2 separate regions of the Homo sapiens genome follow, and region 2 is linked to region 1. Evidence: read pairs that join two places in POLR2A ChIA-PET (ENCODE). Cell type or tissue: MCF 10A. All regions are shown on one strand.

What was found. ChIA-PET counts read pairs that join two places held together with the same protein. Peaks named below come from ENCODE experiments on the same cell type or tissue, not always from the same donor. Only the 100,000 strongest peaks of a DNase experiment are listed, where the experiment ranks them.
Region 2: POLR2A ChIA-PET joins it to region 1 with 5 read pairs; 1 of 35 experiments calls an interaction of 5 or more read pairs at or near these places.

Annotation. Positions count from the first base shown.
Region 1 is chr5:66,880,330-66,885,329 of GRCh38, forward strand. All of the region lies in intron 3 of MAST4 (microtubule associated serine/threonine kinase family member 4), which reads left to right. Among named protein-coding and RNA genes, the nearest start is that of MAST4-AS1, 120 kb to the right of the region's middle. In MCF 10A, no CTCF peak of the experiment used is centred here; DNase peaks (open chromatin) are centred at 1,322, 1,582 and 2,462.
Region 2 is chr5:66,552,298-66,557,297 of GRCh38, forward strand. No RefSeq gene overlaps it. Among named protein-coding and RNA genes, the nearest start is that of MAST4, 42 kb to the right of the region's middle. In MCF 10A, no CTCF peak of the experiment used is centred here; a DNase peak (open chromatin) is centred at 2,144.

The DNA.
Region 1 (5,000 bases):
AGAGAAATGTGGGAACTGGGTGAATTGGGGACTAGGATGGAAAGGAGTTTTTTAAAAACTAAATGCTTCTCTATACTTTATAGACTGTGGTAATATATTAACCATTCCAAAAAAAGTGGGTTTTTTTAAACATAAAGAAATCCAGAGCTCTTGACCCAGAGTTTCTTCCTTTCATTCTGAGCCAGCTGCTAAACCTCTGTGCTCACTTCTAACTTCTACTGGATTCCTCCTGAATTGTCTAGCTTCCCCTTAACAATGGACGTTTGAGGACATTCACCATCCTCTAAAGTTTATTGCAACAAAAGGACGAGAAGGAGAAGTAGAAGACTACAGAGCTTATCTCATTTGTTTTCAGCCTAACATCTCTCTACTCAGACCCATACAAGTAATTCTAAGGAGAGTGGATTCCACTTATTTTCCGTGATGCTTTGTATAAGGTATGATAGAAACACAGTATTAAAGCACTCAAAAATACCAAAGGTAAAAAATATCTTTGAAACTCAGTTCCACTAATGTAATATATACTGACATTCACTTTGTGGCCAGGCACTGTGCTAAGTGCTGGAGATTGAGTACTTAGACTGGAAGGTGAGTATAGCCAGCTGCCTTTTGAAGAATCACTCCCTCCCATAGATCTTGAACACTGTTTTATTTCTGTTGTAAGAGTAACACATATCCAGAAAAGTGCAAATATTAATGAACTTTCACAGATTGACTCTACTCATGTAATCAGCACCAAGACTGAAAACAAAACAGCATCACCAGCACCCAGAAGATCCCATTGTGCTATCTTTGTAGCAAATTTTATAATTCTATTTTGAATTTTCTATTGTTTTGAAGTTTTGTTTTTGTTTTCAAAGTCTTATATTTTTCATGATACTGCTTCCCAACATTATAATTTATTATCCAGCAAAATGACAGCTGTTTTGGTTTTTCTGGGTTTTTAAGGAAAGGATGGGATTGAGTTTCAGAACATGCATAAGATAAAGAATACGTGTAAAGATCATACTCATTATGGCTATTAAGATTTCAGCTGCTGGAATTTCTATGTTAAGTCCACTTGAATATTGTGACCAAAAACATCTGAGAGGAAAATTATATTCAGTCCATTTCTCTTTCCTAACACAAGAATGCAGTTATTTTTCTCCTATTTTGCAGCTGGCAAAAGTTGAGTATGCATAGGTGAATTGTGACAGCCCCACCTCTCCTATCCTTATGGGAATTTTTATTTTTAAAGACTTTAAAAAATCGGTGAATTATAATTTGTTGACTTTTCCCAGTCATCAGAGTTGTGCTTGCCAAAGACTTGTGTAACAGGAAATTTGCCAAGATAGGATTAGTGATTTGTTTGGAGAAAGGGTGTAGGAAATATTTTAAATTTAAAGGTGAAAAGATCACAGACAAGGTTAAGTACAAGTTACTCAATTTGGCTTCTATTTATGAAGAACTACTGAAATTATCCCTTTACCTTTAGGGACTTCTGTGTTTCATTTGCCCCCAAGTCCCCTTACCCGTCAGGCAAAAAGAAAAACAAGTCAAAACATAACCAGCAACTCTTTAAACAAAATTAAGCATTTAACCAGGCAAGTTTTATCAAGTTTTGTCCTGCTTCTGTGGATTCTGGAAGGAGTCTGTTTCCCAGTAGTACTTGAGAAGAGAAACCTGGCACAGGTTTTGCTGGCCAGTGCTCAGAGGCTGGTGATAACTTTTAGAAACTGGTTTCAGTATCTTGATAACTCTGTTGCCTGTTTTAACATTTTTCAGGTTAATGTGTTTTGAGATTTTTAAATTTTATTTTATAGATACTCCCTTTCCATTACCTCACATACCTTTATCTATTTCCTGCCTGAAAAAGAGATTTGCCTCTGATGCGCCCAAGTGTGGTTTTCCTTGAATTTATCCTGCCTAGGATTTGCTGAGCCTCTAGGGTATGTGGATTAATGATTTTCATCAAATTTGGGGATGTCCTTGGACATTATCTACTTAAATACATCTTTAAACCACTTTCTTTTCTCTCCTGGGACCCCATTTATATCTATATTAGGAAGTTTAATATTGTCCCACAGATCTTAGGCGTTCTTTATATTTTTGTTTTGTTTTTGCTTTTTTTTCTTGGCAATTCATTTGGGATAATTTCTATTATTTTGACTTAACTGTACTGATCATTTATTTTGCTTTACTCTGCCAGTTAGTAAGCCCATTTCATTGTTAGTAAGCCCATTTCATTCTAATATATTCTTCAGGCTAGATTTTTCTTTTTTGTTTTTATAATACAATCTCTCTGCTAAAAATTCCCACATCTTCTTTATGTTGCCATACATTTGCCACTGTATCCTTTAGCATACTTTTTAGTCTGTCTGATAACACCAGCATCTTGACTACCTCTGTATCTGTGTGTCTTCTCTTGGCCATGGGTCATAACAATATCCAAACCTAGCTCAAGCAGGGAGCAGAATGACTCAGCACCCTACTACAGTGTATGACGCAGAAGAGGCATACCTTTTTCTGAAGCTAAGTAGTATTTATCTCAGCATCAGTTTCTACCGAGATTTAAAATGTTTAGCACCTACTTGAAAAATTACCGATACAAGAAGAAGCAAAAACTCCTATTTCTGAGATTTCCTTTACCACTTAGGAGGTAGACTATGACCAGGGACCATTGCTCTCACTCCTACAGTCAAAATAACCTGGGTAAGTAATAAAAATCATAGTTTAAAAAATCATAAAATATGCTAAGGACATAAATAAACCTTGAAAATGTAAATTCCAGAAATGGGCAAACTCTTCAAAGGAAAGAAGAGGCCCATGGTTTCTCTCACCCCTGGTGGATTGGCAGGAGGAGGAGGAATCTGCTATGGATGGGGTAAGAAGGAATCAGCCAAACTGAAAACCTACTTTTCACTTCTAGCTTTTCTTTCTGTCTTCACTCATATTGTGAGCAGTGGTCTCTTGTGATTATTTACGTCCTATGTGGAAGTCTCAGAAATAGGAAATTTGTTCAAGGAGACTAGGAAATTTGCCAATAGGGAAAAGAGAACAAAGATAAGCCTTGGCCATTGATAAATAGGGCACAGTTGTGTTGTTCTGTCACTGTTTTTTTTTTTTTTTTTTTTTTTTTAGATGGAGTCTCCCTCTGTTGCCCAGGCTGGAGTGCAGTGGCGTGATCTCGGCTCACTGCAACCTCCGCCTCCTGGGTTCAAGTGATTCTCCTGCCTCAGCCTCCCGAGTAGCTGGGACTACAGGTGCGCACCACCAGACCCGGCTAATTTTTGTATTTTTAGTAGAGACAGGATTTCACCATGTTGGTCAGGCTGGCCTCGAACTCCTGACCTCGTGATCCACCCACCTTGGCCTCCCAAAGTGCTGGGATTACAGGCATGAGCCACCGCGCCCGGCTTTTATAAACACATGGACATGGTAACACTCCTTATTTTCTGGGTTTATCTTTCATGTGAACTGCAGGCCTACCTATGGTATGGTAGTCATGTATTTTTATTCCTTGTGTTTATTTCTTTAGCGATTTGATCACTGTAGTACACAAGGGATTTGTTTCTGTAGCTCTTGCTTTTAGTCTTTTTTTTGGATGCGTTGCTGCAATCTTGCAAGTGTACAAAGGGACACTTTATTGAATTACATCGTAAGCCACCTGCCTCTTTCATCGTAGCACAATTCAAGACTGAAATTCTAAGTTACTAAGTACAATAGCTGGTATATGGTGTGGCAATAACTTAGTCTCCATTTTTCTTGTGGTCATTCTATGATTGCACTAAAATTAGGGCTTATTTAAACCTCCATTTCTCAAAGTGTATTCTTTCAGAAGCACATCCTATGTTTTCCCAAAAAGTGTTTCATATTAAATTTGGGTAGCACCAGAGATTATGTTACTTGCTCTTAGAAAATAAAATGCTAATGATTGTAAAAAGTCTTGGGGAAATCTTAAAATAAGTAAATCCTTTAAGCTATTTTTAATTAGGTGTTTCTCAAACTTATTGGATCCAGAACCTTTTAGCAAAGGAACCTTAAGTTTTTCTTGTCAAATAAAGCCATTCACAAAGTGCACAACACTCTTTGGGGAAATGTTGAGTTAAATGGACTCTGTAGCTCTATATTTTGGGGAGTATGAATAATTCATATTGGACTGTCATTCTGTACACCTGGAAAACATCTTCTCCACTGTTTCCTGAGAAGGACCCGGGAAGCTTGCATTTGGAGGAAGGAAAAGCTCTAACCCAGAAGCCTGTTTGATTACCGCGTTATTGCTTAGATCTCCTCATTGTAAGTGTTAATGTTGTAATACTCTGCTACTGTAGGGGTATCCTGGTCTCAGCTGCCTGACTTGTCCAAGGACTGTCCTAGTTTGTTAGTCCAGGAAAATAAGCTAGGTCAGCTATCATATCCCCTCAAATGAAAAAAGACGGCTAGCCGCCTAGACTGCAATTGCAAGGAAAGGTCAATCAATATATTACCTTTCTTTCCATGTGTTCCTTGGCCGCCGGCAGAGTTGTGCCTTCTCACTAGTGGTAATCTCTTCTGCTAAATTTTATTTTAACCTTGCAAATAGGTGAAAGGAAGGGCACAGTTAATAACGTCTTCCCCCATATACCTCTGGGCATATCATTTGGGCTGAATCTTGCCCCTCCTTCCCCTAGCAGTAAGCCCTGCACAGTCCTGCTTCGACGGAGTGTTATGCAAGTAGCTGGTTTTATTTACTGTGGGAATTTCTCCTAGAGCTCTGTCATGCTCTTGCACAGACAGAATGCAAACATTTTTGTGATTTTTGACAGTAGCTGGGATCTATGTGGAATAGGGGGTTTTCAAAACGTTTCTCAGTCAATATGTTTACTCTACTTCACCAGCCATGCAGTGTGATATGGTGCATCACCAATACTTGAAATAGACTGCAACAGGAGGTCAGAATGGGGCATAGATTTTCTCACACAGCATGTTAGATGAAATGATTTTGTGTACTTTGAAGTGGAAAATTCAATCAGAATTTTCCA
Region 2 (5,000 bases), 330 kb before region 1:
CCACCATAGGCAGCCACATCTTGCTTCTATTCTCAACACTCAGGTTAAATCATCCCGCACATCAGTTGTTCCTAGCCAGTCAAGTAAATACAGGCTGGTCACTAATGGTAACTTTCAGAATTACCTGTTTGTTCATCTGCAAGCTTGACCCACTTGTTATTCATCTCCCACCACACAGCCACTTAAGTGACTGCTCCTTTGAAATCTTGTCTTGTCTCTTGTTCACTCTCACTTGCTCACTCTTACCCCAAACACCTAACAATTCTGGCCTCTGCACATGTAGTTTCTTCAGGCTGGAAGGTCCTTCTACAGTTTATTCCTCTAATGAATGCCAATGCATATGTTAATCCATAACTCAAGCATCTCTGCCATTCAATCCTTTCATGACCTCCTCAGCTGGATCTAGATAAGCTCTTACACCTGTGCTCTCAGGTCACCTCATGTATAACACTAGGGTTGCACTGTAACATCACATCAAAATCCTTTATCACTCCCACTGGCCTGTAAATCTCCAAGGTCAAAGAAAACTTTTGGTCTTCTTCATCTTTCTGTTCCTGGTGCCTAGCCCAGGGTCTGGCTTGCAGTAGATGCCCAGTAATTGTTGATTGAGTACGTATGGTGCATAGTAAATAAGACATAAGTAACGCCATACGCAGGTAGTTTATATGGTCTGGTTGGAAAGACAATATATTTGCCTGTGAAACATCTGGAGAACAATATAAATTATTTGCTGCAAGAAATAAGAAAGGGAAAAAATATTTCCTAATTCAGCTTCCGGCATCTTATCTACCTTAAGTTCTTCCCTTTCCATCATATCTTTTTGTCTCTCTCCACCACCAAATCTAGTCTGTCATCATTTTTCTGCAGCTCCAGTAACAGGCTCTTTGGGTTCCAATCCTGCTGACTTTTTGACCTCATGCAAGTTATAGGTTATCCTCTGAAAATCTCCTTCTCTTCATCTGTTTTCTGAGGATCTGTGAGGATTAAATAAATCAAGACACCTAAAAGCACTTGGCCCAGTTCTTGATTCACAGGAGTGCTCAGTAAATATTAGTGTTTCTTAAGGTGCACAACATCACTATTGTTGTTACGTTTCCAGGTCACTTCTACTGCTTTTGTTCTGTCCCTAGTAATTCCTTTCCTGAGTCATTACAATCACATTCTGGAGACTCTTTCCCCTAACTCATCCTGCAACTTTTACCTGTTTGCCTTTTCTAAAAGAAATCTGACCACATATTTTGCATGCTTCAAAACCTTCCTTGTTTTCCATTGCCAGAAGAATTCAGTTGGAATTCTGGCTAAGGAGGCCAGAACCTGAAGGGGATGGGTTCCTAGAGCCAGAGCCCCTGGGAGGAGGTACTCACCCAACTATCACATCCCTGCTCCAGTGAAAGAGGACTGCCACTCAAGAGGGCTCATTTCTGGAGTGTTTACTCTATGCCAGGACTATACTGAACACTGTACCTTCCTGTACCTCCTTTAATCCTCTCAATACCCCTATGATGGCAATGCTATTGCTATCCTCATGTTATAAATGAAGAAACAGGCTCACAGGGCTTAAGTAATTTGCCCAAAGTTGCAGGTAGGAAAAAAAAAAGGTGCTAGGGTATTTTAAACCCTTGAACTCGACCAGTAGTTCTCTTCAATCATCTAAAACCATTTTAGGGTCTATTTATTTTAAGACATTATTAACAAAAAAATGCCTAAAGTAATATTTATTGCTTAAAGACATCACAAATTCTACCAAAGTGGCAGAGAGGCTTCATTCACTCTTGTTGGCTCATTTAGCAGCAAGATTTGCTTAGTTTTATCTTTTGTTCCCATGCCAAACCACAGTTAAATCTTGCTGTTTGGTGGAGGCTTTTCCTGAGCACCACGTTGCTTATAATTTAAATCTCTGTAGAACTGTTTGTGTTCCTGTAGGGAGATCCCTTTACCTGGAGTTTTATGTAGTTGGCTCTGGGAATGCTGAGAGTGCATGCTTTATCCTAAGTATGTGCATGCACTGCTTCTCTCTGGCCAAATTGTGCTTACCCATAGCTATGTTGTACCTGGTTTCATTTCCCCAAGTATGTGGTTTTCTGCCCTCGTCAAAGCCAAGGATGAGTGGAGCAGTGAGTCACATGTGTGATCGTCACTGTTTTCTCTACATTTTACAAGAGAACCCACAGAGACTTAACACGTTTCCATTCTTTTACTGGCTCCTTCTTAGATATAAGGAGAGATCAGAGAAAAATGCTGTGAATCACTTGGCAATGATGAACAATGGCCTACGGCAGAGAAATGAAAATGTCAGGTGTGTGGTTTTTCCAAACCTAAAATATTTGCTTTCAATGCAGTTAGCAGAGTTTTAATTACAGGGTGTTAAACCCTTGGAGGTGTCATGGTTACTCAGCACTCAATTTGATGATCATATGTAAAATAATAATAGCTTTATTGAGATGCAGTTTACATATATTCACAAAGTTGTGTGACCATCACCACTATCTAATTTCAGAACATTCTCATACTCCAGTAACAAGCTCTGTATTCATCAGCTATCACTTTTATTATGCCCCTCCTCCAGCTCCTGGCAACCACTAGTCTACTTTTTGTCTCTATGAATTTGCCCATTCTGGACATTTTATAGAAATAAAATCATACAGCATGTGGTCTTTTGTGATTGGATTCTTTCACTTAGCATAATGAGTTCAAGGTCCATTCATGTTGTAGCATGTATCTGTACTGCATTCCTTTTTATTGCCAAATAATATTCCATTGTATGGATATACCACATTTAGTTTACCCTTTCATCAGTTAATGGATATCTGGGTTCTTTTCACTTTTGGGATATTATGAGTAATGCGACAATGAACACTCATATACAGTTTTCTGTGTGAACATATGCTTTCTGCTGTCTTAGATATAGACCTAGGAGTGGAACTGCTGGGTCATATGGCAACTCCGTTTAGCTGTTTGAGAAACTGCCAGACTATTTTCCTAAGTGGCTGCATCATTTTACATTCCCGCAAACAAGTGTATGAGGGTTCCAATTTCTCCACATTCTTGCTGACATTTATAATTTATTATTTTGATTATAGCCACGTAGTGGCTATGAAATAGCATATCTTTCTGGTTTTTAATTTTTATTTTTTGCAATGGACTGAATGTTTGTCTCTCCCCCGTCTTTCTCCTCCACCTGCCATGTGAGGAAATCAGGAAGAGGGCTCTCACCAGAACCTCACCATGCTGGCCCCTGATCTCAGACCTCCCAGCCTCCAGAACTATGAGAAATAAGTGGCTGTTGCTTAAACCACTCAGTCTATGTTATTCTTGTTATAGCAGCCCAAACTGACTAAGACATCATGGTAAAATAGACATAAGATAAAGTTTATCATTTAACCATTTATAGGGTACAATTCAATGGTATTAACTGCATTTACAATGTTGTGCAACCATCACTACTATCTATTTCCAGAACTGTTTCTGTTTCCCAAACAGAAACTCTATAATCAATGAACAATAAATTCCCCATGTCCTCCTTTCCCCATTGAGGTTTTGACTTGTGTTTTGCTAATGGCTAATGATATTAAATATCTTTTCATGTGCTTATTGGCCATTTACATATATATATATATATATATATATATATATATATATATATATATATATATATATATCTTCTTTGGAAGTATGTCTGTTCAAGTCTCAGCTCACTGCAACCTCTGCCTCCCAGGTTCAAGCAATTCTCCTGCTTCAGCCTCCCGAGTAGCCAGTTTTACAGGCACACGCCACCACCCCCAGCTAATTTTTGTATTTTTAGTAGAGACGGGGTTCCATCATGTTGGCCAGGCTGGTCTTGAACTCCTGACCTCAAGTGATCTGCCCGCCTCAGCCTCCCAAAGTGCTAGGATTATAGGTGTGAGCCACTGAGCCTGGCCCCTTTGACCATTTTTAAATTGGGTCATTTCTCCTTTTATTGTTGGGTTATATATTCTGACTACAAACCTACTATCAGGTATATTATTTACAAATATTTTCCCTGATTCCATGGTTTCACTTTCTTGGTGAAGAAAGCACAAGTTAGTAATTTTGATAAACTTCCATTTACCTATTTTTGTTGTTGTTGTTTGCTTGTGCTTTTGGTATCATATCTGAGAAGCCATTGCCTAATCCAAGGTCACAATAATTTACCCCCATATTTTCTCTAAGAGTTTTGTAATTTTAGTTCTTATATTTAACTCTATGATCCATTTTGAGTTAATTTTTGTATATGGTGTGATGTAGGGATCCAACTTTATTTTTGCATGTGAATGTTTAGTTGTCACAGCACCATTTGTTGGAAAGCCTATTTTTCCCCCACTGAATTGTCTAGCACCATGACTAAAAATTAATTAACTGCAAATAGACTTTCACATGTATTCCATTCATCATATGTCTTTCTTTATGCCAGAACGACACTGTCTTTATTACTGCAGTTTGTAGTAAGTTTTAAAACTGGGAAGTGTGAGTCCTCCAACTTTATTCTTATCTTTCAAGATTGACTTGGTTCTTTTGGGTCCCTTACATTTCCATGTGAATTTCATGATCAGCTTGTCAATTTCTGCAAAAAAGCCAGTTGGGATTTTTATGGAGATTGTATTGAATTTATATGTCAGTGTTAGTAGTTTTCCCATCTTAATAATACTATGTCTTTACACCCATGAAGATAGTTTTCCATTTATTTAGGTCTTCTTTAGTTGATTTAAATATTGTTTTATAGTTTTCAGCACATAAGTCTTGCGCTACTTTTGTTAAATTTATCCCTATTTTATTGTTTTGATGCTATTACAACTGTAATTATTTTCTTAATTTCATATTTGGGTTGTTTGCTGCTAGAAATACAATTGATTTTTGAATTTTGACCTTCTATCCTGAAACCTTGCTAAAAGTGTTTATTTGTTCTAATAGTGGTTTTTGGTGGATTCTTCAAGATTTTCTAAATATAAGATCATGTCATCTGCCATAGAGATAATTTTACT